2 separate regions of the Homo sapiens genome follow, and region 1 is linked to region 2. The links are chromatin loops, found by intact Hi-C in ENCODE. Cell type or tissue: CD4-positive, alpha-beta T cell. All regions are shown on one strand. Each heading gives the region's core, and the rest is flanking DNA. Links, peaks and the distances in the headings are about the cores only. Region 1 has its middle 16 kb from the start of IFNG. Region 2 has its middle 11 kb from the start of IL26.

Evidence for each region. Peaks named below come from ENCODE experiments on the same cell type or tissue, not always from the same donor. Only the 100,000 strongest peaks of a DNase experiment are listed, where the experiment ranks them.
Region 1: a loop joins it to region 2, with 6 times the contacts of the local background. A loop is called at or near these places in 4 of 110 quality-filtered maps.

The regions. Positions count from the first base shown.
Region 1 is chr12:68,169,874-68,181,355 of GRCh38, forward strand. No RefSeq gene overlaps it. Among named protein-coding and RNA genes, the nearest start is that of IFNG, 16 kb to the left of the region's middle. RefSeq lists an enhancer at 6,035-6,094. In CD4-positive, alpha-beta T cell, for the core only: no CTCF peak of the experiment used is centred there; a DNase peak (open chromatin) is centred at 5,968; H3K4me3 peaks cover 877 bases; H3K27ac peaks cover 3,227 bases.
Region 2 is chr12:68,231,126-68,242,607 of GRCh38, forward strand. No RefSeq gene overlaps it. Among named protein-coding and RNA genes, the nearest start is that of IL26, 11 kb to the left of the region's middle. RefSeq lists an enhancer at 10,080-10,219. In CD4-positive, alpha-beta T cell, for the core only: no CTCF peak of the experiment used is centred there; DNase peaks (open chromatin) are centred at 3,206 and 5,636; H3K4me3 peaks cover 925 bases; H3K27ac peaks cover 1,005 bases.

The sequences.
Region 1 (11,482 bases), core at 2,383-10,382, 60 kb before region 2:
TTCAGAGGTCAATTTGATACTTTGTGGCCCAAGGCTCCCACCATAGATCACATTGTTAGCATAGATTATGTCGCAGGGCTTAAGGCCTCTAGGAAACCAAAGACACTCTTATCAGGCAGGACATTCCAAGGGCATAGAGGTTACATCCCCAGTGTTGGAGACAAAGACCAAACCTCTCTTCGGATGAAGTTAATCCTGTACTGCATAATATTCCTTTATTTTTTCCCTTTTAAACTGTTTGTTCTGCTATAACTTTTTTATGATTACCTCATGCTCAATTGGCAAATAAGAAAATGATGTTGATAAAATGTGGAATTATTTTTGGTTTATACTAGATTTTTCCCAGCATGTTAATGTTTTAAGACAACCAAGGCTTAAATGGTGGCTCACGCCTGTAATCCCAGCAATTTGGGAGGCCGAAGCGGGTGGATCACCTGAGGTCAGGAGTTTGAGACCAGCCTGACCAACATGATGAAACCCCATCTCCACAAAAAATACAAAATTAGCCAGGCCTGGTGGTGCATGCCTGTAATCCCAGCCACTTGGGAGGCTGAGGCAGGAGAATCACTTGAACCCAGGAGGCGGAGGTTGCAGTGAGCCAAGGTCGCATCATTGTACTCCAGCCTGGGCAACAAGAGCAAAACTCCATCTCAAAAAAAAAAAAAAAAAAAAAAAAAAAAAAGGACAACCAAACATATGTCTTCTCACATTTAGGAAAAAGCCTTAGCAATATTTGAAGACCTTTTTAAAAAGTCAAAAGTTATAGAAGTGTTTTACTTTAATACCAGTAGTAATTGGTTTAGTGGATTCAAGAATTGCTAAATTTCCACTATCTGGGAAGCAGCAAGTGCAGATGAAGGAACTTTTCCTCCTGTATAAAATCAATGGATTAATGAAAATGGCTGTACCTCAGGTGGAATTTTTAATCGGAATCAAAATGTTCTCTACCAGAAACACATGTCCTCAGGCCCTACATCTCAAAAGAGGAAGCAGCAGTCCAAATTACCAGGCTGCAAAGAATGGATTCACTATGATGACTGGCGGAAATTCCCAAGAGATTTTTAAATGCCTGGTTTTGGTTAGGACTTTTGTTGCTTTTGTTAATGCTCTGAGTATAAAGTTTGAGAAGTATTGAATGGAATGTCCCAACTATAGTTGTCTCCATAGGCCTTGTTATTTTTAGTCTTAGGTTTTGCAGAACCTATATGTTATAATTTCCCAAATTAGGAAAGGCCATTATTAGTCAAGCAATATCTAAACTGAAGACCCTAACCTTAGTGTAAAGACTGCAAAAGTCAAAAAAAATTTTAATAAATCTGGATTTGGCTCCAGTAAAACGGAGCTTAGGAATAAGTGTGTGTGCAGCTAAAGATTTCTATCAGCAAAAATAATGGTGCCTCATAGTAATTAACAGCTGCCACAGTGCTTTATATGCACCATCTCATTTAATTATGACAACCATCCAAAGAAGACAAATTTATTTTTGTTTTATAGAGGAGAAAAATGAGTCTCAGAAAATAAGCAACTTATCCAAAGTCACTGGCCTAGTAAGTGATAAAGCTGGGTGTGGCTAAGTTCACTGTTGATGCTCTTAACCACTCAGCTGCAACCAGCCTAGCTACTGCTCTCTAATTTGCTCCTGAAAGCTTAACGTGCCTAATATTATATCATTAAAATTATTTGTGCACATATATGAAAAAACAAATCTGACTAATTTTAGCTGAAAGGTAACATTTAATGAAGGCATATGGAGGAGCTCATGGATGGAAGACATAGCTGAGGAACCATGTTCAATACAGACAATCTACCAGGCAATCCCAGAAGGTCTCTGCCGCAGAAACTACTCAGCCCTTCTGCAGAGCACCATGCAGGAACAAATTGGTAAATTCCAATGCTTTTGTTCTTATCTTTGTACCACTCTGCTCCAGAATCAAACCCTAGAAAGTGAGTCTAATGAACACGGATGAGTTGACTGCCTGCTGGCATTAATCCTACAGTGCTGAGTAAAAAAAAACTGGTAGAAGGACCCTCTAGGTATCCTTTGGATTTCATGATGAGGTACAGGCAACCCCATGTGCCAGATTTACCAATCCAACCTGACCAAACATATTGAAGGTAATGAGATTCAAAAAAGAAAAAAAAAAGAACAAAACAAAACAAAAAAACTAGATTGTCATTAAAATGAGGGCAGATTTTTTTTGGCAAAACAGAGAAAAAAATGACCTCAACAGGGACATTCAGAAGCACTCTTGAAATGACAAAACCCTCAGTGGAATTTATAGCATAACTTTCTTTTTAATATTCCATTTCTGGGTCAATCCTTGATCCTGTTAACACTTTAATAAGCAGCAACAAAGAGAGGCATCACTGCAGAGACTGTGCAGATACTAAATCAGCTTATGTACATTCTGTCTAGGAAGACTTTTGGAACAGAGGCTGGCTTGCTGTTCATCAAATTTATTTGTGAGTTCTAGCCCATGGAATGTGAGTGGAAGTGATGTGTGCCATCCTCCATGGGCCATCTTCCATGTTTCTTCTCTGTTGACCAACTTGATACGAACATGCACAGTGACCTCACAGTCCAAGTATTGAAGATGGTGAAGATGGTGGAGCCACAGGATGAAAGGATCCTGGTCCTGCTTAGAGAAGAGATAGCTCCTGTTCTGTTACATCTATTTTTGACTTTACATGAGCAAAAAGTAAACTTCTATTAGGTTTAAGCCATTTTACATTTTAATATAGCTACTGAAACCTCGCATCTTGACTACAGCTTTTATGTAAATAAGAAATATGGCCTGTAATCCCAGCTGTTTGGGAGGCTGAGGCAGGAGGATCACTTGAGGCCAGGAGTTAAAGGCTGCAGTGTACTATGGTCAGACCACTGCACTCCAGCTTGGATGACAGAGACCTTGTCTTTAAAAGAAAAAGAAAAATGTATATTTCATATTTTAAAATAAATTTTTGGCTGGGCACAGTGGCTCATGCCTGTAATCCCAGTGCCTCAGAAGGCCGAGGCAGGAAGATCTTTTGAAGCCTGGAATTCAAAACCAACCTAGGCAACATATTGAGACCTTGTATCAAAAAAATATTTTTTTTAATTAGCTGGTCATGGTGTGTTGTGCCTGTAGTCCCAACTACTCAAGAGACCAAGGTGGGAGGATCGCTTGAGCCCAAAAATTCAAGGCTGCACTGAGCTGTGATCACGTCATTGTGCTCCAGCCTGGGCAACAGCCTAAGCAACTCTGTCTCTAAAATATATACATGTATTACATATAAAGTAAATTCTTGGCTGGGCGCAGTGGCTCACGCCTGTAATCCCAGCACTTTGGGAGGCCAAGGCAGGCGAATCACGAGGTCAGGAGTCCGAGACCAGCCTGGCCAACATAGTGAAACCCCGTCTCTACTAAAAGTACAAAAAATTAGCTGGACATGGTGGCAGGCACCCGTAATCCCAACTACTCAGGAGAATGAGGCAAGAGATTCACTTGAACCCAGGAGGCAGAGGTTGCAGTGAGCCGAGATCACGGCACTGCACTCCAGCCCAGGCAATAATGTGAGACTCTGTCTCAAAAAAAAAAAAAAAAGTAAATTCTTAAATTTACTTTAATGGCTTTAGAGCAAACACCGTCACTGCCTACTCAGACTTACATTGCCCAAAAACCTATTCCTTTCATGTTTATAATACTTCCTTGTTGGGATTGCCTTCTTAAGACTTTTTAAATTTGAAAAACCTATAAAGCCACTGTTTATTTGCTATTTATCAAACTTTAATTTGGGTTTTTTGTTTTGTTTTGTTTTGTTTTTTGCATTCTGATGTTTTTTTTTTCTTTTTTGTTTTAATTTATTTGCTTGCATGATTATTTTAGCTATAATTTTAGCTATCATTTCCCTAATTCCAAAAGAATTTGTGGTAACTGGCATTTAAAGGTTTTTTCCTAATCTTTTAACTTAGAAAGGCAATGGGTATCATAAAGCTAAGTAAGAAAGCTAAAGTTCTTATCTCTTTTCTTCTTCAAAGAGGGTAGCTTCTTTTAGATTGCAGCACAGAATTTTTTTTTTTTTAACTTCAGGCAACTCTAAACATGTGTCAGTTTCTTTAATTAAGATTTGGCATCCCCAACCATCTCATCTGACAAGAACAAGCAAGGGGGAACATATTCCCTATTTAACAAATGGTGCTGGGAGAATAGGCTAGCCATATGCAGAAAATTGAAACTGGACCCTTCCTTAAACCTTATACAAAAATTAACTCAAGATGGATAAAAGACTTAAATGTGAAACCCAAAACTATAAAAACCCTAGAAGAAAATCCAGGCAATGCCATTCAGAAGATAGGCATGGACAAAGATTTTATGACAAAAACACCAAAAGCAATTGCAACATAAGCAAAAATTGACAAATGGGATCTAATTAAAATAAAGAGCTTCTGCACAGCAAAAGAAACTATCATCAGAGTGAACAGACATCCTATAGAATGAGAGAAAATTTTTGCAATCTAGCCATCTGATAAAGGTCTGATATCCAGAGTCTACAAAGAAGTTAAACAAATTTACATTAAAAAAAAACTCAACCCCATTAAAAAGTAGGCAAAGGATATGAACAGACACTTCTCAAAAGAAGACATGCATGCAGCCAACAAACATGAAAAAAGCTCAACATTACTGGTCATTAGAGAAACGTAAATCAAAATAATAATCAGATACCATCTCATACCGGTCAGAATGGTGATTATTAAAAAGTCAAGAAAAAATGATGCTGGTGAGGTTGCAGAGAAAAAGGAATGCTTTTAGATGGTTAGTGGGAATGTAAATTAGTTCAACCATTGTGGAAGACAGTGTAGCAATTCCTCAAAGATTTAGAAACAGAAATACCATTTGAACCAGCAATCCCATTATTGGGTGTATACCCAAAGGAATATAAATCGTTCTATTATAAAAACACATGCACACATATGTTCATTGTAGCACTATTCAAAATAACAAAGACATGGAATCAACCCACATGCCCATCAATGATAGACTGGATAAAGAAAATGTGGTATAAATATACACCATGGAATACTATGCAGCCATAAAAAGGAATGAGATCATGTCCTTTGCAAGAACATGGATGGAACTGTAAGCTGTTATCCTCAGCAAACTAACACAGGAGCAGAAAACCAAACACCACATGTTCTCACTCACAAGTGGAAGCTGAACGATGAGATCACATGGACACATGGGGGGAACAATACGCACTGAGGCCTGTTGGGGAAGTGGGGTGAGGAAGAGCATCAGGAAGAATAGCAAATGGATGCTGGGCTTAATATCTAGGTGATGGGTTGATCTGTGCAGCAAATCAGCATAGCACACATTTACCTATGTAACAAACCTGTACATCCTGTGCGTGTACCCCAGAACTTAAAATAAAAATTGATGGAATAAAAAAGATTAGGCATCCCAAAACTTAATGATATATAACTTGTCCTATTTGAAAATTAGAAACATCATTTGCTAATTAGAATCATAGATCATGACTTATATGCTGGTCATATTTATGGTTGCATTAGGAATCCTATCAACCACAAAAAAAGTATGCCCTGCACTCTGTCTTTTTTTTCCTAAAAAGAAAAATAAAGCCAATCACAAGAGGGAAAATCTAAATGACATTTCACAAAGTGTTCAATCTATGCTTCCATTAGGAAAGTGAAAGAACCCAAGAATGGGAAATATTTCTTGTCACCCCAGGTGAATTTGAAGAAGTATTTTTCTGGTTGGCTTTTTCAGCAAGACTAACAACATTCTGTTCTATTGGCCTGTGGTCAGGGGTTTCCCCCAAGGTGCCTTCCATCTCTCGGCAAAGAGCAGTAACTTGGTGGGTTGTTTTCTTCTTAGTCACCTGATAGGATTTCCCAGGACAGAGGTGTCAAGCCAATTCTGACCTAACTTCCCATGTCCTTCCTGTGGGTCACCCTGAGAAAAAAGGAAATCGCTCTTCTCCCCCACCTGGTGCTGATGTCATTCCTCTCTTCAGCCCAGCGTCTCAATGCACTCAGGGACGCTTCTGCCTCTGCAAAGAGCAAAGGCTTCAAGTGATGGCCTTGCATGGTAGCATTCTCTATCACAGAGTCAGGAAGCTCTTAGACTTCCTTTTATTTGAAGAACTGCAAGGAAACCACCTGCAGAGCTCCCAAGACCTCAAGAGTTTGTTTTGCACCTTCGCTCTTCTGAGGTAATCACACCTGCTGCCACAGCTTCAATAGCTGAAGCCAAGGAGTAAAAATTGCACCAACATCTATAAATCCATATGAAGCTGAGTGGTCTGAATAACCTTACCAGATGTTTTTCTCATAGAAGAAAAAAAGTCCAAGTTATCCTCATGTGCTTTTCTTCCTCACTAGGTTTTAAGGTCCTAGAGAGTATACACTGCCTCTTAGTCTTCTTCATCTATCTCAAAGTGCCTGGCTGAGTGCTTTACATGAAGTATCCAATAATTCTTGACCATCAGACCTGGGGGGTGGAACCAGCAGGGCCATTTAGCCAGGGCTGCAAGCCCAAACAGATCTCTATTCTTCAGCTGCAAGTTAGTGCCCAAGCCACATAGGGAATAGGATGATACCTCATTACACATGCTGATGTTAGCTTTAAACTATGCCTGCCCTCTGTTTTCCTAAAAGCTGTGTTACTGCCAATCTCAAAAGCTGCTGTTCATAGTCATTCACTGTTGGACATTAATGACAAATCACTTTCATGAACTGACATCCATTTAAAGGGATTTTTTAAAAATGTGTTTATCTCATAACTGCTCCTGTTTATATGAGGATCCTGTCTTCTTTGAGATTATAATGACAACAAATGTTATTCGTTTTCTGCACTATTCATATAAACAACATAACTGGGCATAATACTTTCATGATATCATGTCATTACTAATAAATCACCTTTTTAAAACATCTCTATGATAGTATCATGGTTAACAAACAGCACAGACAAAGGAGCAAGACTGAGTTTGAGTCCAGGCTCCATCTTTTACCAGCTGTGTAAACTGTGTGAATCTAGGCAAGCTCCTTAAAGTCTCTGGACTCTACTTCACAGGTTTTTTGTGGGATTCAAATGAGTTATATGTGCAGCTCTTGGAATAATACTTGGCATATAGCAAGCACAATGTGTGCTCATCATTTTTATTTCCATTTTATGGGTTTTTTTCCCTTGTAACCTGATTTAGAAGTTGTATTTGTACATTTCTTCATGTTTAACGTATTTGTTCAGGTTAAATTGAAATATTTTACATATAGAAACTGAGGTTGGGTTACCTCAGAAACAGAGCTTGAGACAAGGATTTTTTTTTTTTTTTTTTTTTTTTGGTGGTGATTCTAGGAAGCACCAGTAGAAAAGAGGCAAAGAGATTCAGGGAAGGGAAGGAAGTCAGTTCAGGGTGGTTCCCAAAGGGAGCTACTGTAGTCAACTGAGACTCAGCCCACTATAGACCTCTGGGTGATGGTGTAGCCCATACCCCAAAGTTATCCTGCCCAAGGGACGAAGAAGTTGGGGTATCTATCCTGCGACTATCTTTAGCACTGTCTGAGCACTGCTCCCAGGGCATTAAACCCCTAGCTCTTCCAGTCTTCCTCATGTGAAAATAGAAAGAAGCCCTTAGGCCAAGAATAGTGAACTGTTACAGTCACAGGCAGAGGGTAAGAAGAGAGAGGGAGGCTGCTGAGAGGATGTTGGCAAGGCAGGTAGTATCTGCTATGAGAAGTTATTAATTATTCCCTCATATTTTTTTTCAGTTTTTATTACATCCTTTATTTTTCGGCATTAGTGTCAGTATACCAACAAGTTGCATTTGCCAGGACTTTTGTGGTGACAAGTGACGAAAATTCCAGTCACACTATTTTGATCAAAGAAAGGATCTCAGAGACAGGTACTCAAGTGTTGACAGGATTTGTCTCTCTAGCTGTCACTTCTGCTTCTCTTTGTGAGACAATGTCAATCCTGCCTCCCACAGAGCAGCATTCACCAGCTGGAAGGTAAGTTAGCCATTAAGGCATTTAATTGAAACACTGCACTAATTCATCAAATACTTGCTGAGCTACATATTTATATCATCAGGGAAATGCAAATTAAAACAACAAGATACCCACACACCCATTATGAAATGGCAAAAATCTGGAACACTGACAACACCAAATGCTGGCTGAGACGTGGAGCATCAGGAACTCTGACTGAAGGTACAGCCACTTTGGAAGACAGTTTTGCAGTTTCTTATAAAACTAACCTTACTCTCACTATACCAGCCACCAATCACAACATTCCTTTGTATTTACCCAAAGGAGTTGAAGTCTTATGTCCACACAAAAATCTGCACACAGATGTTTATAGTAGTTTTATTCATAGTTACAAAAACTTGGAAGTAACCATGATATCCTTCAGCAGATGAATGGTTTCATAACTGTGGTGTATCCATACAGTGGAATGTTATTCAGCCTAAAAAGAAGTGAGCTGTCAAGCAATAAAAAGACATGGAGGAACCTTCAATACATATCACTAAGTGAGAGAAACCAGTCTGAAGAGACTACACACTGCATGATTCAACCATATGACAGTCTGAAAAAGAAAGATCAGTGATTGCCAGAGGTTGGCAAGAGGAATGAAAAGGTGAACACAGAGCATTCTTAGGACATGCAAACACTTTGTGTGGGACTCAGAATGAGAGATACACATTCTGCCTTTGTTCAAACCCATAGAAGTTTCAACACTGAGAGTGCAAACCATGGACTTTGGATGATGATGATGCCATTGTAGGTTCATCAGTGGTAACGAGCGTACCTCTCTCATGGGAGATGTTGATTATGGGGAGAGGCTGTATATGTGTAGGGGACAGAGGGCATACGGAAAATCTCTGTACCCTCCTTTTAATTTTGCTGTGAACCTAAAAGTGCTCAAAAAAAATAAAGCCTATTAAAAAATACTTGTTGATGTGCAAGACATTCTTCTAGGCACTGAAGAAACAGCAAGAACTAACAAAAAAGGGACAAAACTCCTGTCCCCATGGGCCTTACATTGTAGTGGAGAAGATTAACATAAACAAACATGTAATTGTGTAATACAATGTCAGGTTGTGATTATGATTTGAAAAAGGAAAGCAGGAGAATGGAATAGTGCTATTTTAGATAGGGGGGTTGGGGAAGACTTTTCTGAGGAAAGAACATTTGAGCAGAGACCTGACTGAAGGTGGTGAGGGAGTCATGGACACGACTGGGAACCATGTCCCAGGCAGAGAAGAGCCAAATGGAAAAAGTCAAGACAGACGCCCCTTCAGCGAGGGCTGAGTCATAGCAGGGGTCATGTGTCTGGACCTGAGGAGCAGGCAGTGGGGTTGGAAAGATAACCAGGGGCCAGATCATGCCCCCAGAAAGCATTTTGGGTTTTATTCTAGAGGAAATGGGGTACTCTCTACTGGGTTTTGAACAAGAGAGTGACATGATCTGAGATATATTTTAATGGGATCACTGTGGTCAGCAAATGGAAATTTGGCTCTAATGGGACAAGGGCAGAAACTGAGAGGCCAATTTAGGAGGCTTCTGTACTCATCCAGGAAAATCCAACTGTGGGGCTCCAACAGTTCAAATGAATTCCCACCCAAAGAGTCAGAAAAAATATGGCAACACGCCCCCTCACAAATCATGTGTACCATATAAGCCAGCTTCTATAGAGGAAGGAAAGGTACTGGATGGACAAATAACAGGGCCCATCACATAGTTGTAATTTACAAATTACCTCACAAAAAGTGGTTATTTAAAATTTAGACACACTCCATCAGGATCATATGTCATCATTCATGTACAAATGAAGCATGTCATTAGAGCTTTGAAATTTCTGTTTTTAAAGATAGGAATGTAACTTTGTCCTAAAATAAAAATAAAATGAAAATATTGCTTTGATGAAAGCTTTATTATCATTTAAATGCACCTGCTAAAATTTAATATAACCCAGTAAATAAAAATGTATAGCAATTCTCAGAGTCAAACAAACAAAAACTGAGCTTATTATTAGTCATACTGAAAAAGAAGCTCAAAATTAGAGTTTTTTCATTGATACCCAACTAACATGCCAAAACTCAAAGAGTTGAAAAGCACTCCTGAAGGTAAATATACCCTTCTATAACCGTTATCAAATAAGACATAATTGTCTATATATTTGTCCATCTTATCCTTCCAACTTCATTTCACACTCCAGTTTTATTTGTTTGTCGAACACTAATTGTCTTTTTTTTCTCATCAGCCCTAACATATTGTAAAGTTCCATTTGTAACTACTTTAATATCCACATTATCATGCATCTTTCAGTAAAGTAAAAAATTGTCCAAGTTTCTCCATTCTCAGAGTTTTGTTTTTTGGTTTTTTTTTTTTTTGTTTGTTTGTTTTTGAGACGGAGTCTCACTCTGTCGCCCAGGCTGGAGTGCAGTGGCGCGATCTCGGCTCACTGCAAGCTCCGCCTCCCGGGTTCATGCCATTTTCCTGCCTCAGCCTCCCGAGTAGCTGGGACTACAGGCGCCCGCCACCGCGCCCGGCTAATTTTTTGTATTTTTAGTGGAGACGGGGTTTCACCGTGTTAGCCGGGATGGTCTCGATCTCCTGACCTCGTGATCCGCCCACCTTGGCCTCCCAAAGTGCTGGGATTACAGGCGTGAGCCACCGCACCCGGCCCATTCTCACAGTTTTACTACTTCTGTATGCTGACAGCCTGTCCATCTCTACCTCTAGGACAGACCTCTCTCCAGAACCTCTGATCCACCCAGCCCACTGCGGTGTAGACGGCCTAGAGCAGGTGTTATCTTGCTTAAGACTCCTTTGTTTAGAAGAATTACAAATCAGCTTAAGCTATCTTAAGAAAAAAAATTATTTAAGAACCCAGGTTTTGCTCAGAGAATCCAGAGCAGGAAGTTCAGCCATGGTTCAAGACCTTTCCCTATCTCTCTCTGGTTGTGTGCTACATAGTTGATCATCTCCACTTTCTGTGCACATTTGCCTCATTCTTTCTCCTCCTGCATCTTCCTCTGCTTCTCCTCTCACAGCTCTGGAGTTTTTACTTGTCCTATGGTTTCAACTATCTGAATCATAAATTAGAATTTCCAGTAGGAGCTGATTGATTTATCTCAGCCTTAAAGAACCCACAAGCCATTTTAAGATCTTCCCTGTGATGTGTGAAACCAGAAACTACATTTCCCAGAATCTTCTTCCTTGTATATTTCCTGGTTAGAGTTAGGCAATTGCAAGAGATTTAGAAAGTGAGATCATTATTCTCTAGAGGCGGGAGCATGAACAGATGTGAGGTTCAAAACAGCTTCCTGGCAAGCTTTTGATAATTTTCCACCTCAGTGCTACAGACTGACAGGGTGCATAGGAGCCCTGCACACAGCTCAGTGCTGTAGACTGACACTGTTGGTGGTGGCTTGCCTGACCACAGCTCCCTACAATGGTTGAATCAAGCTCTTGAGCTCT
Region 2 (11,482 bases), core at 1,048-9,047:
ATGGTATGGGGTTTTCTTTGAGGGTAATGAAAATATTTTGGAACTAGATAAAGGTGATGGTTGCACAACATTATGAACGTACTAAATACCAATGAATTGTTCGCTTTTAAATGGTTAATTTTATGTTAGGTGAATTTCATCTCAACTGTTAAAAAAAGGAGGAGGAGAGGAGGAAGGGAAGGAGGGAGGGAAGAAGGAAGGAAAGAGAGAGCAAGAAAGCAAGAAAGCAAGAAAGCAAAAAAACAAAAGAAAAGAAGAGCCTCACCACAGATGCAGCAGTAGAGAGAGAAGCTACACCTGAGTCATATCTCTACCAAGTCTTATCTGGTACTTCCCTTCTTCTATAATCCAGAAGAATACTTTTTCAACTATACTGTTAATGTAAGCTTTTTAGTAGCTCTAGAAAAACATGCTTAAGAAGCAGAGACTCATACCTCATCCAGCTTTTAAAACATATTTAGATCCATTTAAATGCTTTTTTAAGAGGTGAAATCATGAACTAGTCACTTGTTTGTTGAACCAGAAATTAGTGGAATTAAGAGACACCTTGAATGTCATGAGTGATGACTTAATATTCCACAGGCAGTTGGGGGGAGACAATTTTTGTTTCCTAAAATACAGGCACAACCAAAGATTTCCTATTACGTTTGAGAATGTTGTTAGTTCTTAAAGCAGCTGGCATTGCTCCATTTTAGAGGAAGAATCTGAGCTGCAGGGAAGTCTCATCACACGCCCAGTGGCACACAGCTCAAAAGTGGCAGAGGATTCCAATCCATGTTCATGAAACTCCAAAGCCCACGTGTTTCCCACTGTCTGTGCAGCCTCCCACCACATTAGAGCAGTTCCCAAGGAATGTCTGAAGCTGTGGTAGGCACTACAGAAAATAAGAGATGGGACAGTAACCTAAGAAAAAAGGAAGAAATGAAAATAGGAAATACCTAAGGAATAGTAAAACTTAAATGTTTATGGTATTTTAAAGCTCTTGCATATATATTATAACAATATCTAATTGTAAATAGTACTTCCCAAAGCCACCTCTTTACTTGATCTTCCCAATCCTGCTATAAGAAGTAGAGGGGATCTTGTTTTCTCCAGTTTACAGGTGGGAAAGCCGATACTGACAGAGGTTGTGTGACCTGCCTGAAGGCACAAAGCCAGGAGGTAACAAACCTGGGCCTTGACCCATGTCTTTGAACAACAAACCCAACGGTATTCCCACAGTACCATCTTGCCTCTGGATTAATAAGTAAACATTACATATGTATCATTCCAAAATATCCTTATAGGCAGTGTGAGAATAAACCTACCTTTGAGGAAAATTTTGTATGCTCAAATAGCTATTATTGCAATATATCAATACTCTTCATAGCTTTATAGGTTTGGGGTTATTTTAGCATTTTCAGATTTGACAAACTGGCATTATACATATTGGCTACTCGTTCTCTGACAATGAATAGTACACCATCTACATGATCTGCAAAGAATATGGTACCCTAACTATATTTCAAAAATAAGTCAGCAGATTGCCCATCATCGCTCACACCAAAGGTGATGGAAAATAGCTTCCCTGCTGTTTTCATCTTCACTCTTAGCCCAGCAAAAGAAAAAGGAGAAAAGAACGCACAGTGCACAAAGCCTCCCAAGTTTTATCAAAGCACAGGTGACATCAAAATAACCTTTCCATTTCATTTTCTAAGTACATCAACAAGAAGGTTCACAGTAATAACATCAAGAATTGAGGTGATGTTTAGAAGTCACAATTGTGAGAGCTCTAGAAATAGATGTATCTTTTCTGTCAAAACACATTAATTGTTGCTTCAGCTCTTTGACCCGTGTCCCTGAGGCAGTCAACGTGAGCATGTGATAGACTCTGCTTGGGCTGAGCAATGAATTTGAGCCTGAACTTTCAGGGCACCAGGAATGCGATTTCTCCCTTAAGGATCCCCCTCCAACCCAGAGTAAAAGCCAATATCCTTTCTGCGGCCTAAGGACCTATCCTATCTTGCCTATGCTCCTTACCCCTAACCCTCCCTGCCCCCCAACCTCTATTCCTATTCCTCCTCCTGGCTCACCTAGTCCAGCACAATAGGCTCCTCACTCTTGTGAGGCCCATGGAGCAGGCCTGTGTCTCAGAGCGTTTGCACTTGCTGTTCCCTCTGTCTGAAATGCTTTTCTGTATAGTTAGCAAGCCCTTTCAACTCTTTCAAGTCCTTGCTGAAATATCACCTTCCCAGCAGTGCTTTTCCTGGATGCCTATTATAGGCCAAAGGAGGCATGGGGCGCATGTGTCGTCCTCCATGCCCTCAAATTCTTATGTTAAGGTCCTAACCCTCGGCTTCTCAGAATGTGACTGTGACTAGATTTGAAGATAGGATCTTTAAAGAGGTGATAAAGTTAAAAATGAGGTCACTAGGTTGTGCCCTAATGCAGTATGACGGGAGTCCTTATTAGAAGAGGAGATGAGGGCACAGGTAGAGAGGGAAGACCAACTGAAGACACAAGGAGGGGCCATCTACAAGCCAAGGAGAGAGGACTCAGCAGGAACCAACCCTGCCGACATTGTGATGTCAGACTTGTAGCCTCCAGAACTGTGAGAGGATAGCTTTCTGTTATTTAAGCCACCCAGTGTGTGGGGCTTTGTGGTGGCAGCCCTAGCAAACGAATACAATGCCCTAATTAGGATTCACCCGACTCCCACTCCCTCTATCTCTTTTTTTTGTTTTATTTTCTCCAAAGCCGTTATCATTATCTAACATATGATATATTTCATTTGTGCATTTTGTTTGCTATTTATCTCCCTTTGCTAAAATCTAAGCTCTATCGGAGCAAGGATTTTTGTCTGCTTGTTCGTTGCTGTTACCTCAGTTCCAAACAGTGACTGGTCCATGGTATGTGCCCAATAAATACCATCGGGTTACCGGAGACACCTCCCTACCATCACCACAGAATGCCCTGTGGGACAAAATAGACTATAGGGCTATTTGGGCCATGAGGAGGAGGAAGAAGAAATGTGGGGACATTTGGCATAAAATGATGAGCTCTGCTTTCGGAGGGCTTCTCTGGAAGCTTCTTCTTGATCCTCTTCTGAGATTGGGCAGCCACAAATAGTTCTTTATCTCCTAATTTTGCCTTAGACATCTACAGAACCCACAGTGGGCATCCCCTCCCCTGCCTTCATCATTGTTTCCTGTCTCTCCTCTGCATTTCAAACCAAAGCAGAGGGTAGGAGGGCAGATGAGCTGAGTGTCTGGGTTAGATAGGAGCCTCTAGTGCAGCCCTGTGTTGGCTGATGCCGATGACTTTTCTTCTCTCTCTCTCTCTGCATCTTTTCTCTCATAACTTCCTACACACCATCTGTTCCCTTTACTGCAGTTAAATATGTCTGTGTTTCTTTGTATTACAGGCCTAGGTGCTCTCTGATGGTGGGAATCCACTAATAAGAGGTGTCCAGTTCTTCTAGCAAACTTGTCAGTGCTCATGTCTTCCATGGGTTGTGCCCTGAATCAATGCATTTATTAATTCTTTCAAAATGCAAAATAAAAATTATGTGTTGAGCCTCTACTAGGTGCCAAGAGATATCTTGTCTATGCCCCTTACCCCCATCCCTTGCCCCCCCTACAAACTCTTACCGTTATGGAGCTTAGATTCACATAGGAAATTGGCTCAGCCCAGGTTCCCCAGAAGATAGAGCATGAGGATAAGTTTCTGTGCTGAAGCTCTATTAGGGAAGAGTGAGAGTGATGGAAAAAAGAAATTAGGTCAACCAGGATGGGGAGCAAGTTCATGGCAATGCATAAGTGATCTAGCCAGTGCTTTATGAAGAGAGACAGCCAGCCTCTTGGCCATGTAGGATGTCTCCACAAAGGCTATGCAGAAGCATGCCTTGGGTCAGACCAGGGGAAGGAGAGAGGGGAATGAAAGTTAGATGCCAGCTTCCTCGCCTGCTCTAGGAGGAGTTAACTTCTTCAACCTCTGGATGGTACCTGCTCTCTTTAGCAGCCAAGGGGAAGGTAAATTCCACAACCTATTCCATGGCACTTTATCTGAGTCCAGAGTGGAAGAAAGAGCCAGAGATGATCACTGCAGTGGCAGCAGTGGAGCAAGACAGACCAAGAGAATCTGAGATGGTTCCCATGATGATACAGAGATTTATTGTCTATTGTAATAAAAAAAAACTTATTGTTATCAAAAATGGCTAACAGCAAGGTAGGTTCATCAATATAACAAACATATCACTCTGGTGGGAGATGCTGATCATGGGGTAGTCTATGCATCCATGGGACAGAGGGTGTTTATGGGAAATCTCTGTACCTTCTGTTCAGTTTTGCTGTAAACCTAACACGCCCTATTTATAAAATGGCTAACAAGATAAAATGCTACGATAGTCACGATTTTATTTTATTGTTCTGCAATAACAACTGTGGTTGATATGGAAATTTAATGCAATTTTTGTTAACTCTGGGTCACACCCAGTGCTGAATTTATCTGCCATCTGCCACTCATAACAGATCTTAATAGTTGCCCTCATAACAGATCTTAATAGTTGCCCACAAAACCAATGTCTTTTAATCTTAATCATGGAATTTTGTTTGGGTGTCAGTGTGTGTAGTGCCAGGAGATGAACTGTGGATGATCTAAGCCCAAAGTCAGCAAATCATGACGCAAATCTGGCCTGTAGCTGGTTTTTGTAAGGCTTATGAGCTAAGAAGGGTATTTACACTTTTAAGGGGCTGAGAAGAAGGAGAAGGAGGAAGGAAGATAAGGCGGGAGGAGAAGGAGTAGGGGAAAAGAAGAGGAGGAGAAGGAGGAAGAAGAGAAAGACAAGGAGGGGAAGAAGAAGAAATATACAACAAAGACCATATGTGGCCCACAAAGCCTAAAATATTTACTATTTTTCCTTTAACAAACAAAAATCTTGTCCATTCCTAATCTAAGCCAATGATCAGAATGAACATATGAGACATATTTGACCAAACAGATTATGAGGGGATTTCTGCCTATAGGGCAGGTCCATTTGGAGGGAGGGCAAATCAGCATCTCCCTGGGCTCCCCGCCTGGGGAGAGGGAGAGGAGCTTGGTCGCGGTGCACCTTATTTTTCATTTCTGAGTATCATTAAAATTCAATTTAAACAATTATTCTTCCAGCCAAGATGGAAGTGATTTAATTTCTCCATGAGGATAGGTGTACTTCTCATTTTAAGGACAAGGAATTTTCCATGCAAAGGTTCTGGGGCAGTGAAGAGCAGATCACATGCACTCTGTAGACAAGCCCCATTGGAACAACCTTCTGAAGATGAAAGCCTGGAGAGTTTGGCAAAACCATGGGAAGAAAGCTCAAGATGATTCAACCATGGCTTTAAACCGCAGGGTTCCTAGCAGCCTTCACATGTCAGCAATTATCAATAAAAGCAATCCAACTAGGCTGTAGTTGGGTCTCCTACAGTTTGAGTGTTCCCTTTGAGGGAACACCTCTTGTCTGGCTGTGTCAGAAACAACTTAATTGCTGTGTATTTAGTTTTTTGAATGGATTTTACTCCACACCATCAGTGGCACCAGCTTTCGTATCATTCCTGTGAGCACCTGGTGGTGGGAAGTTTTCATGAGTATCAGCTGCCTAAACTCACCAAAGAGAAAGTGAAAGTACACAGCGTTGATGGAATTGTCATATCAGCCTGTAGCAGGTTAGGGGCTGAGGCCCGGTATGAGCCCAAATCCTGTTAGTCCACCAAGCTCCCTTTGCATAAGTCCCATCAAGAACTGCGTTTCCAGGGACTAGAAATAGAAAACTGAAGAGAATTAATGTTACCAGCTACTGGCCGTTTCCCACTGCATTGCCCACACAAGCTGTGCTCTAGCCACACGGACTTGTGGCCCTCGCCTGAGCACTCTATCCACTTTCACATCCCCAACTCTTTGCTCATCTGGGTCCTTGGGTCCAGAAAGCCATTCAATCCTTTGTGTATCCATCTCAAGCATTTACTGAGCACCTATAAAGTGCCAGGCATTTTCAGGGTATAGGGGCTTAAATGTAGGCAACAGTTTCTGTCCTTAAAAATTCTCAAGATAGACACATAACAAGGGATTAAACTACAGTGTGATAAATGCTAAGAGAGATGTAAATTATACCTTGAGAGCCCTGAAGATGGAGCAATTAACTACGGCTGGATTGCAAAGGGGAAGAAAAAAGGGAAATTTCACAGTGTTGTCATTTGAACCCATTTAAATCCTTCTTGTCCTCCAAAAGATCAGCTTAAATGCAACCTTCGGTGCCTTCCCAATGATGATTGTCATCTTGTTGGTGCCTCACTGGTAGCACATGTCAGTCCACTTGTGCCCTAGGCTGTTGCATGCCTGTCTTCCTCGCAAGACAACTGCAGACTCCTTCAGGGCAGCATCCAAATAAAATCTGACCTTGTGTTTTCAAAGCCCATCCCACAGGATCTTGTATATCCTATGATCTAAAAAATCGTTTAGGAACTAAATTGAATTGAAATTTCTAAGGCTTTCACTGAGACAAGCAGCAATGTAAGAGTTCTAAAATTCCTGGGCAGTTACTGTGCTTAAAAATAGCATCTGTGGCGATGGCAAGATGAAAATGTCACAGATGAAAGAACAGCTCACAAAAGCACCTCACAGCCTGTGAATTTCAAAAAGAAACAGTGCCTACTGGTAAGGACTCAGCTGGTCAATTTCTAGGTGCTATAGAGATTAAACTGCACACACATGGCTAACATAAGATTCAAGATGCAGAGAATGAACCCAGATGGTTAAGCCCCATAGAAACAATGAAGGGACTGTGACTAATAGAAACACGTTGGGTCACCCTGAATATTTTTAGTAGCTGTAACAAGAAAAGAGGAGGAAGATGGGCCACACACAACAGAATCAGCCAAAATGCAAGGTTAAGAGGAGTCAGAATTATTCCAGTGAAAGAATCTCTCATCCTGTAGCTTGCATAGTAGCCCAAATTAAACAAAGATTCCTATGAATGCCCTTGGATGCTGCAGAGAGGGAAGAGCAAACACAGAAAGGAGCAAGGGCACTCCTGGGACTGAGGGGCAGAAGGGAATTTTAGGCTCCTGTAGGCGATAGTGCACATTGGCCTCAGCACCTCTACTTCTTTGTGGAGAAAACTGTTGGAGAAACAGGAAAACAAAATATTAAACAGTATTTAAATTTTAGAAATCAAAATACTGTTGTTTCCAAGTTTGTTTTGTTACAGGATCAAAAATTTACACACGACTCAGACACACCCAAAATTGGTTTTATTTATTGTCCATAAATGATTTCACCTAAATTCCCAGACTCCATCCTGCTGCTGGGTGGGAGTTGGGGAGGGGCGGGAAATGGAAGGGGGAAGAAGAGTAAATAGGGCAGAGTCCCAGTAGAAAATGTATGCTACGTTCAAACTGGGGAATGGATAAGAGTTTAATAATAGATTGATTTTCTTAAGGCATTGTGTTAGTGTGTGCTGCTATAACAAAATACCACAGACCAGATAATTTATAAAGAACAGACATTTATTTCTCACAGTTCTGGAGGCTGGGAAGTCCAAGATCAGGGTGCCAGCAGGTTTGGTGTTTGGTGAGGGCTGGCTCTCTCTCTGCTTCCAAGATGGCGCCTTGTTGTTCATTCTCCAGAGAAGACGAATGCTGTGTCCTCACAGGGTGAAGGTGGAATGGAAAAAAAAGGGCCTAACGCTGTGTGGAGTTTCTTTTAAAAGGGTCTGAATCCCATTCAGGAGGGAGAACCCCTCATGACTTAATCACCTCCTAAAGGTCCCACATCTTAATACTATTGCATTGGAGATAAAGTTTCAACATGAATCTTGGAGGGAACACAAACATTCAAACCATAACAGGTGTGGAAAGAGCTCAAGGAAACCAACAAGAAATAGTGCAATTCCCTGAGACTAACAACAGCTAGCTGGCTGTTGAAGTAAGGGTTGAGAGTGGTTTTCAGAACTAACAAAGATATCTATATGGAGAAGGGCTGTCTGCAAGAGCTGAGGCTTTTGGTAGAAGTACATAGCCAACCAGCATGGCAGCCTGGCAGGAGAGCTCCAAGGGATTAGATACTCTGACCTTATCCTCCCCACCCCCCAGCCCACCCTTCGATCTCCCGGTACTTCTTCCATTAGCCAAATACAATCAAAAGCCAGGGAGCTTGCATGTATATGAACCAATCCATATACGTCAGCCTCTTTGGGCACCAAGTAGAGTGGAAAAGTACAGAATATGGATCTGGAGGGCCAGATGGACACCTTGCATCCCTTGTGTCTTCAGCATCCACTCTTATCTTTATCCAGGTGAAAAATGTGTATTGGCAGCCTAGGAAACATATAGAATCTCATCAGCTACCATATCATTATAGGATGATGTCATTGTGGTCATATTCCCACCTGAAAACAAAAATATTAGCCACCACAAGTACTCTTCAAATAAAAGGGAGGAAAGGAGGGGAGAAGACAAACAATGAACAGAAATCCTATCTGCTACAGCTCCTGCTTTTATAGCAATTCGAAAGACCCAAGTTAACAAGTGTGGATTCTTTCTTCCACCACCGCTTTATTTTTCCCTTACCCTCTGCCTGTACCACAGTAGAATGGAGTCCTTTGCCTGGTAAAGTGACTTAAACCCTCATTCCCATAGAAACGGAATGCTTAATGATTCTGTCTCTTCTGAGTTGATGCAATTTTCCAATGAAAATACTCCTGAACAAGGGGCTGTTACAAGAAAAATCCAGTGAATCTCCTCGGTTCAGGCAGAAGATAAATTCACTGAGGCTGTGTTTGCCTCCGAGACAAGAGGACTTCAGCCTTCAACCCTTGGTATTACTTCATTCTCCTCATCTAAGTGTCTTCACTCAAATCTTAAAAACTTCCTTTCAGAAAAAATCACCTGTCTTCCTTCAATTCCTATACGGAGCACTTTCTGCTAGTGAATAATATAGTATAAATGAAGAACCAGAAGAAACACTAAAGAATTTCTTTTCCTGTTTGTGAATGTGATTCATACATAACTCCTATTTCCCAGGCAACCCATGCTGAGTGTCACAGTAAGAGTCACAAGCCAGATTTCTCTGGCTCTGCTCCCTTCCACTCCAATGCAATCATTGCTTCTTTCCTAGACTCTCGTCCTGGCCTTGCTTCTATCCTTACTCCTCCTAGATTTACTCTGCATTATCAACCAGAGTGATCTTTACAAAACATGAGTCATACCAAGCCTTCCTCATGCTTGAAACCCTCTGGTGGCTTTTCCTCAGCCTTAGAACAAAATCCAAAGTCCTGCTCTAGCTTGCAAAGACACACATACCTGGTCCTAGTCAAATGTTGGGCTCATCTTAAGCTTTGCCCTTTACCCAGGCTACTCCAGTCCCAACCTTCTTGCTACTTCTTGAATACGCCAAACTTGCCTCATCTCAAGGTGATATCCCCAGATATTCACATGGCCCATGTCCCCACCTCATTCAGATATCTGCCCTCCAAGAGGCCTTCCCTGATCTCCTTACCTAAATTAACCCCCATTAAGTTCTACCCCCACGCCCTACTTTGTTTTTCTTCATAGCAGATATCCATGCTTGTTATTATACTATATGTCCTCTGTTATATTTACATTAGAATGCAAGTTCTATGAGGACACGGGCTCTGTACGTATGATGTTTACCTTCACACCCCATGGCATCAGGTTAACACCCAATAAGTACATACTGAAAATTAAATAAGTGGCCAAAGTAAATAAATAACTAATTTCATATGTGCTAAGTACAACAAAGAAAAATGAAGTGGGGTGATGGGAGGGGAGGGGAGGGTGTGGAGGGTGGTGAAGAGGTTGTGTTTGATAGGGTGGCCAGCATAGATCTTTCTGAGGCAGTAACATTTGAGCAGGACCTGAATGAAGGGAGGGAATTATCATGAAATATTAGTGGGAAGATTGTTCTGGGCTTAGGAAAACAGCCAGTGCAAAGACTCCTTGTCAGGAGCTAGACTGGTGCATGTGAGGACCAGCCGGTAGGCCTTGTGACTGCAGCAGAGAGCTCAAGGGAAGGGTGATAGCAGATGAGACTGCAGAGGTGGGGTGATGATATAAACTTTCAGTTTCATTCTCACTGTGAAGGGAAGCCCTTAGGGGAAGCCAGGATGTGCCCAATCTACTGTTTTTAATTTGTAAGTTTACTTTGGCTCCTGAGTTAAAAACAGACAGTAGGAGGAACTTTAGAAACTTCAATACTATGGTAATTTAGAGGACAGATGATAGTGGCATGGATGGGCTTTAGCCAGAATGAGAAGTGAACAGATTCAGCCGTTACTTTGGAGTTAGAGCAAACAGGACTTCTGACACATTCAATGTGCAGGGTTAGGGAAGGAAAAACCAAGGTTGACTCTAGCTACTTCTGAAATATATCAGAATATAAAGTCTCTCAGTTTCTTACCTTCCAATTTTAGGGGTAAATATTCTTCCACTTATAGCTCAGTTTCCAGAAGACTGGCCAAAAAAAATATGATATCAACTTTTGCTCTAGTCATTACATGGAGACTCATTTGGAAAAGGAAAGACTCCTTAACCTCAGCTAATCACAGAAAAAAAAATATTATAATTCTATCATCCCTGAAAGGGAACATCAGTGCCTCTCAGCATTTGGAACCTGCCATGGGTGAGCAGCAACTATCTGAGGCCCATGGTACAGGTGGTAAAAGAACTTACCAAGACAGTTGTAGGTAAAGAAAGGCAGATTTATTAGAGAAAGTATGATAATATGTTGCAAGAGTGCAATGGGCAAGTTAGTAAAAGACGGGCTAACTGCCGGGAAACAAAGGCTTGCTGGGGATTTTGTAGACTGGAACGTGGGCCGAAGAGTGCTGCCTGCAGTACTGATAACGCCAAGGCTGCAGGGAGCTAACTCGCCGGTGTCTGGTGGTAAGCTGGGCACAGGAGGGCTATATGTCCTGGACCATGAAGAAAAGCAGACTTTATAGCTTATCTACTTGCTTTTTTTGCTTTCCCTCAGTCCCACCAGCCTAACTCCTTTTCCTTAATTAGGACTTCACATTCCCCCCCTAACAGAGCAAGAATGACAAATCTTTGGCATGTGAGTGAAGGTCTCATCTTCCAACTGCTTCCTGCTGACCAGAAGTGAAGAGTTGGCCCTACCTAGGATTGCTGCTCAGTTAGGAGGTTCCATGGGTCTAAATCCCTAAGTTAGGACTTAAATTGAGCCGGGTTGCTGTGAGACTATGGGGGAACCGCATTTGCAGCCTAAAATTTTGTTCTGCTGCATCCAAAGGAGAGTCATGGAGTTCTTTTAGAAGCTGATATCCCTCGCTGCAGTAACATTTTGGTTTGAGATTATTGTATTCTAGAAGACGCAACATGAGATATTGCAGTAAAAATATGTGGTGCAAGTAAACAAACTAATATGAACATTATTATAGGGGGGAGAAGTTGGGCAACCCATGGCCAAACCCAGCTGGAGAAATTTTGAA